Regions from separate parts of the Homo sapiens genome. Here regions 2 and 3 are each linked to region 1. Evidence: read pairs that join two places in POLR2A ChIA-PET (ENCODE). Cell type or tissue: MCF 10A. All regions are shown on one strand.

What was found. Peaks named below come from ENCODE experiments on the same cell type or tissue, not always from the same donor. Only the 100,000 strongest peaks of a DNase experiment are listed, where the experiment ranks them.
Region 2: POLR2A ChIA-PET joins it to region 1 with 20 read pairs; 2 of 35 experiments call an interaction of 5 or more read pairs at or near these places.
Region 3: POLR2A ChIA-PET joins it to region 1 with 10 read pairs; 3 of 35 experiments call an interaction of 5 or more read pairs at or near these places.

The regions. Positions count from the first base shown.
Region 1 is chr20:45,253,707-45,256,206 of GRCh38, reverse strand. It overlaps SLPI (secretory leukocyte peptidase inhibitor), which reads left to right and starts at 1,643. Exons shown (of 4, transcript NM_003064.4): 1 at 1,643-1,748; 2 at 2,474-2,500. The coding sequence starts at 1,664. All of the region lies in intron 2 of LOC105372630 (a long non-coding RNA gene), which reads right to left. In MCF 10A, no CTCF peak of the experiment used is centred here; DNase peaks (open chromatin) are centred at 1,206 and 1,576.
Region 2 is chr20:45,156,952-45,159,451 of GRCh38, reverse strand. No RefSeq gene overlaps it. Among named protein-coding and RNA genes, the nearest start is that of PI3, 17 kb to the left of the region's middle. In MCF 10A, no CTCF peak of the experiment used is centred here; a DNase peak (open chromatin) is centred at 1,281.
Region 3 is chr20:45,127,871-45,130,370 of GRCh38, reverse strand. No RefSeq gene overlaps it. Among named protein-coding and RNA genes, the nearest start is that of WFDC12, 4.7 kb to the right of the region's middle. In MCF 10A, no CTCF peak of the experiment used is centred here; no DNase peak of the experiment used is centred here.

The DNA of each region.
Region 1 (2,500 bases):
TGGCTCATAGTAGTTACCTTGTGCATATTAATTTTCTTCCTTTTCTTTTTCCACCAAAATTTGACTGATGATTGATTATGTCCAAGTCTTCTGATCCACCAAAATTCAAACCATGGAGTGACTTTTGTATAAAGGGATCTGCTGCCAGTTGCCTGTTTGGTTGTGGAATACTTAAATACTTCATGTGGGGCCATCGCTACTTGATAATGAGTGGGTCTTTCATGTCTGTGGAAAGTTCCACAAACCTTCACCTTAGGAATGAATGGGAGAATTCCAAGCATGAAGATAATGAGTCAAGAGCTTGGAGTTTGTAGCTAGATGAGCTTTGGTTGAATTTTATTTTATTTTATTTTTTTAAGACAGGGTATCGCTCTGTCCCCCAAGCTGGAATGCAGTGGCACAATCATGGCTCACTGCAGCCTCAAACTCCTGGGCTAAAGCGATCCTCCTGGCTCAGCCTCCCAAGTAGCTGGGACTACAGGCATACGTACGTCATCATGCCTGGCTAATTTTTTACATTTTTTTGTAGAGATGGGGTCTCAATATGTGGCCAGGGCTGGTCTCAAACTCCTACTCTCAAGGAATCCATACACCTCAGCCTCCTGGGCAGCTGAGACAGCAAGTGTGCGACCCTACACTCAGCTATGGGCTGAATTTTAGAGATAATGGTCGCTCTCTTTATAATTAGAAGCAACCTATGCAGACTGGGTAGCAAATAGAATGGGTTTAATTTTTTGCTGTCATGTGAGATCTGTAAGGGATTTTGGGGAATTTTAGGAAGCAATCCTCTAAGATCTCAAATTATCTCACAGCTAAATGTAGATTACAGTGACTGATGAGCTGCTTTCCCCCTTTATCTCAGATTCATTTCAATTCTCTTTAGTGGGAAGGGATACTATTCATTTGTTCTTTTCATTCAGAGTCCCTTCATGCCCTTAATTTCATAACCCTCTGAGAAGGGCTGACTTGTTAGTATCATTTCATTTCACAGCTGAGACAACTGAGCTCCAGAGAGATTTGTGGAGAGCGGAGCTCTTCTTCAGCTTTCATTTGTGAGTGCTTTTCCTGTGTCAGGCACAGAACAGGCACTGGGGATATAACGGTGTAAATATTTCAGGGAACTAAGTATCAGTTGGTTGAACGAGCTGAACTTTTGAGAAAGAAACTGCATTGAGTAATCAGCAGAGTTTCACAATGCCTGAGAGTCCAGTAATGTGAGAATCAGAATTAGCAATGTGAGAATAGAATGTATTGCACAAAGTCTCAGCAGGGAGTCTGTGTCTGGTTTTAGTTCCAGGTCCGGGTAGCACCTTTGCAATTGACCACTTCTTCCCTCTCTCCACCTATAAGGCTAATGGCCTGGGATCTTGTGATGTTTAGGGCTCAGATGGACACTGAGATGGCCTCTTTAATCAACCAACTTCCCAGGCCAATCTCTTCCCTTTCTTTTCTGATAGTTGCTGTGTTGGCCTCATAGCCTTACCTGGCATAGGAAAGATAAACAATCTCCTTGGTGTCAGGATTTCTGGTCTCTGGCTACGTTTCCTGCTTATGCAATAGTAGCTGGGAGAGGCCGAAAGAATTCTGGTGGGGCCACACCCACTGGTGAAAGAATAAATAGTGAGGTTTGGCATTGGCCATCAGAGTCACTCCTGCCTTCACCATGAAGTCCAGCGGCCTCTTCCCCTTCCTGGTGCTGCTTGCCCTGGGAACTCTGGCACCTTGGGCTGTGGAAGGCTCTGGAAAGTGTAAGTTGGAGTCACTCTGGTCTAATCTGGGCTGCAGGGTCAGAGGTGGGGTCTCCTTGTGGTGTGGGTGTGTCCCCTTCTGTAGGCTCTGATCCCTCAGCTTAGTTTCGGGAGACCTCCCTGAGGGTGGAATACATGTCTGGCTGAGCTCCAAGGTTTGTGTGACAGTTTGAGCTTCTGGAAATGCTTCCTCTATGCAGCCATGCTGTCAGCCCAGGTCCCACTCTCTCTCTCTCTCTCTCTCTCTCTCTCTCTCTCTCATACTCCGCCTTCTTCTTCACCTGTCTGCGACTCTCAAATCATTAGTTTCTGACTCTGCTTCCTTGTGTCTTTGCTTCTGCTATTTTGTCTCTGTGCTTCTGCCTTGGGCTTTAGCTCTCAACTTCTCTCACACTGGTTCTATTTATCTTTGTTTACCTCTCTCCATCTCCATCACTCCCAGCCTTCCTCTCTGCCTTTGTGTAGCCTTGTTTTGCTCTTGGGTGGGAGGTCTTGACTAGAAGCCTGCTGCCCTTTTCTTGGGTGTGAAACGTCCCCTGTCCATTTGTCTAATTTAATCAAGCCCATCAATACACCTGGAGATCAGGCAGGCATGACCCTTTGGGCTTTGTGGACAGCTACTGAGGTAAGGGTCTCTCCCCCTCAAAAGTGGTGCTTTGTTCAGGAGGCATGATGGGTCCTCAGTACCCAGCCTCCTCCTGACCTCTTGACTTTCTCTTCAAAAGCCTTCAAAGCTGGAGTCTGTCCTCCTA
Region 2 (2,500 bases), 97 kb after region 1:
TTTCTATCTTAAACTTTTAACAATATGATTATAATGCTTCCTGGTTTGAGTCTCCTTGGATTCATCTTAGTTGGTGTCATTTAGGCTTACTACTAGGATCAGGATTTTTTTTTTCCTTTGGCTTATGAAGTTTTGCCATCATTTCTTCAGATATGTTTTCTGTTCCCTTTTCTCCTTCCTCTACTTCTGACATGCCAATAATGCATAGGCTTTTCCCTCTTGGTAGTGTCCTGGAAGTCACTTAGGCTACCTTCACCCTTTTTCACTCTTGCTTTTGTTTTCTTGTTTTTTGTTTTTTTTTCTCCTTAGATTGGATGATTTCCAGTGGCCTGTATTCTAATTCACCAGTTTTTCTTTCTCCTTGATTTAGTCTGCTATTGAACCTCTCTATTGAATATTTCAGTTCAGTTATAGTATTCTTCAGATCCATGATTTCTGTTTGCTACTTTTTTATACTATCTCTTTGTTGAAATTCTGAGTTTCTTCTTGCATTCCCCTTCTGACCTCGCTGAGCATCTTTATAATCATTATTTTTAATTCTCTTTTGGGTAAATAACATATCCCCATTTCATTTGGGCTGGCTTCCTGATTTTGTTTGGTTTATTTATTTGTTTTGTTTTGTTCTTATATATTCCCATGTTTCTTTGTCTTTCTTGACTCTTTGTGTTGATTTCTGCATATTAGATAAGACAACTACAACTTCCAGTCCTGTCAAACTGTGATTTTGTAGGAAAAAAAAATTCCACCAATCCACCTGGTCAGAGATTTTAAGATGCTTCTCAAATATTTGTGTTTTTTCAGACTGCTGGCTCTGTTTTTGATGTCTCCATAGAGCTTAGGATGTGCCTCCTCCTATCTGTACCCAGAGACTGCTAAGGTAGAAGCCTGACTCTCTAAATGTAACTGAAAGGATTGGGATGATGAATGTGTGTTCCAGTTTCATCTATCTTCGCTGAAGCTGAGCATGGGCATTATGGTCCAAAACTCTTTGCAGTAAGCCAGGGAGATAATCTGTGGCAAATGCTGTGCTCCTGTTCAGGCTGCACCCTCTGATCGTGGGAAATGCTGTGCTCACACTGATGCTGCACCCTCTGATCATAACACCCTCTGCTATAGACAGATAGCTTCTGGAACGAAATTGTTGTAAAACCACTTCTTTGTTTTCTGTAGTTTAGGGCAGCTCAGGAATACAAAGCCCCATTGACTCTCACAGCTAAGTTGTTAAAGAGATAGTCCATTTGGTGAGAGCTATAAAACTTGCAGTACTTGGTCCATAGCCAAACTCCTTCCAGGAAGAATGAGTAAGCCTAGATTTATCATTGGGCAAGCTGGATGGAAGTCTCAAGAAGTGCCAAACCCTTGCTCTGGCTGTCAGAGGGCTCTTGTTTGTTTACCCCATTAACTCCCAAATGCAAGTTCATTAATAGCTAGGCCATCACTTAGCCACAGGAAGAGTGTGCTGTAAGCCCTTTCTGGAGAGAAAATAAGAGCTGCACATTCTTGCTCCTTTTCTGTACTTCTTCAAGGGGGAGTAGCCCCTGGAATTTGTTGCACTCCCATTTAAAACCAACTTTTTTGTTCCATGATCTAGAAAGACTAGAATATGCTTGTCCCCCTGTTCACAGAGCTAAGAAGTTTAAGGAGTCCTTCAGGAGGTAGCTGTCTGACTTGGGGCAACTGATACATGGCATAAACACTTTCTGGGGAAAAATGGGACAGGGTTTTTCTATACCTCTTCTCCTTACTCTTCCTGGGCGATGTAACCCCAGATGTGCTCACATGCCCATATAAAACTGTCACTTTTTTTAACTGTGGTTGGAAGAGACATGCATTCCAGTCTCCTCTACTCCCAGAACTAGGAGGATTAGTTCCCTCAGGTGGAAATTGTAAAAGTTGGGGCACTTGATGTGTGAAATGTGTGAACAAATTCCTTCCAGGTGGAATTAATAGACTTAATTATCACTGCAGTGAGCTGGAGAAGAAAGCTTGAAAAGTGGCTATCTACTTCTCAGGTTAACACTTGTCTGCTTCTTTAACTCCCCAATGCAAGTTAGTTAGAAGCCAGGCCACTAGGTAGCCACTGGAAGAGTGTGTCATAAACCCCTTCCAAGGAAAAAAGAAAAAGAAGCTGCATTTTTATTGTTGTTATTGTTGTTTGCCTTTTTTCTTCCTTTCTTTCTTATTTGTTTTATTTGATCAATTCTGCCTTTGACATTCTTAATTGTATCTTTTTCATTTTATTCATTGCATTTTTCAGGTCTAATATTCTGTTTGATCTTCAAAAATTATATTCAATCTCTCTGTTAACATTTTCTCATACGTTTCTGAATTGATTCTGTATTAGTCTGTTCTCACACTGCTATAAAGGACTGCCAATGACTGGGGAATTTATAAAGAAAGCGATTTAATTGACTCACCATTTTGCATGACTGGGGAGGCCTCAGGAAACTTACAATCATTGTGGAAGGGGAAGTAAACACGTTCTTCCCCTTCCATGGGA
Region 3 (2,500 bases), 130 kb after region 1:
ACACACACACACACACCCACGAGTCTCTCCTGCTGAAGCAAGTGCTTTAACAAGCAGAATATGTTCATACATGGTAGATAAATAAGGAATTAAATCACTAACATGTAAAATTGGGTTAATACAGTTTTTCATAAGGTGACTATGCCTTGTCCTGTCATATAAAACAAATCGAATGCAAAAATATTGAACATGGTATCTCTTGAGTGACACACAAAATAACAAACACTTCATCTCCTCCCTCTTATCTCAGTTTACCTATAGTCATTGCCCTACCAAGTGCGTGATGTGCTGTTATCCTGAGTTCTATCCTCTTCTTGATAGAAGTATTTAATACTGTGTTCAATGTCCTGGAAACAAGAATCTGAAACATGATTTTAAAAGAAATGCCTGAAGGCCAGGCATTGTGGCTCATGCCTGTATTCCCAGCACTTTGGGAGGCTGACGGGGGTGGATCACCTGAGATCAGGAGTTTGAGAGCAGACTAGCCAAGATGGTGAAACCCCATCTCTACTAAAAATACAAAAGTTAGCCAGCTTGTAGCCCCAGCTACTTGGGAGCTTGAGGCAGGAGAATCTCTTGAACCCAGGAAGCAGAGGTTGCAGTGAGCAGAGATTGCACCACTGCACTCCAGCCTGGGTGACAAAGGGAGACTCCATCTAAAAAAATAAATTAATAAAAATGTAAAAATAAATAAATAAAAGAAATGTCTTAAATACTGAGAAGTTTGAAATAATAAAATATTTTTGAATAAATGAGAGCATATGCTATTCACCACAGCAATAAGCTAAATGTTGCACTCCGTCAGAGATGAGACCGCTAGTGAGCCTAACACATCAGTTACTATCAGCTTCAAGTGATATTGATAAACAATTGTAGTGGATTAAAGGTCAAGTTTTTTTGTTTTGTTTTGTTTTTTGTTTTTTTGAGACAAAGTCTCGCTCTGTTGTCCAGGCTGGAGTGCAGTGGTGTGATCTCAGCTCGCTGCAACCTCTGCCTCCTGGATTCAAATGATTCTCATGCCTCAGCCTCCCAAGTAGCTGGGATTACAGGCATGTACTACCACACCCAGCTAATTTTTGTATTTTCAGTGGAGACAGTGTTTCACCATGTTGGCTGGCTTGTCTTGAACTCCTGACCTCAAGTGATCCGCCCGGCTTGGCCTCCCAAAGTTCTGGGAGTACAGGCGTGAGCCACCACGCCCAGCCAAAGATCAAGATTTTAATGTCAAGAGCATCAGCATAGAACTTTGCAGTTATCCAGTTTCATTTAGAGTTATACAGCTTCCTTACAAAAGGGAGGAACTGGCAAATCAACGAAGCGGATTGCTGTTTTAAGCCAGTACAGAAGTAAAAGATTGACGACAATGACCCTCCAGTATAACAACATTTAGTCCCAAGAATGATGATGTCCTTCATTCCACCTTTTGTACATACCTCAAAAGCCACAGTATTTCACCATACCCACTTACCAAGCAAACTCCCCATCTTTTGTCAAAGTAAAGTGCTACATTTACTACATAATTTCTTTATTAGGAACTGAAGATGTTTAACACTGTGGTCATGTTTTTATTGGGTGTGGGTTCTGTTTGTTTGATGTATTACTTATGAGACTGCACAAATATTGAATGTTCTACTTCAACTCTATTTTTTCCAGAAGCCCTATTATTTGTAGTGAGCAAAACTCTGTAACCTAATGATTTTCAGGAATATATATTCCACGTTTATGAGAAATATATCTTCCCTTTCATTCCCTGTCTTAGACTCCGCCATTTTGGTTCAAGGCTTTCCACTTTCTTGAAGCACATAAATAAATGATGCCCAAAAAAGACAATGAATGTGAAATCTGGTTAATGTAATTCACAAAATAACAGATTGAAGAGACAATCCATATATTTATTTCAATTGATGAAGAAAAGGCATTTGATAAAAATTCAACATCCTTTCATGAGAAAAACTCTTAGCTAACTAGAATTAAAAGGGAACTTTATTAACCTGATTCAGCAGAACATGGGATGAATTCCACAAGGTCACATGGCATGGGCTAAGGAATGCCTTTACTGGGTGAAACCAGTGAGCCAAGGATCAGCACTCCTAAGCATGGGATACTCCCAGCAGACACTCCCATCATTACTCGCTTCAGCCTACATTGAGGTGTTCTGAGGCCATGCACAGCTATTAGTCAGTGAGGCAGGACAGCAGCGTTTCTCAACATCAATACTATTGGCACTTGGAGACAGATCATTGTTTGTTGTGAAAAGCTGTCTTGTGCATTGTTAGATATTTAGCAGCAACCTCAGCCTCTAGACACTGGATGTGAGAAGCACATCTGTCCCAGTTGTGACAATCAAATATGTCTCCAGACATTGCCAAAGTCCCCTGGGGACAAAATAACCACCTTTTGAGAAGGTAGTTTACTACTACAAAACAGGAACATTGTCCCCTGCAATTTTACCTTCTTATAATATGAATATGAGAAGTTCCTTATGGGGCTTGCTTCCTAG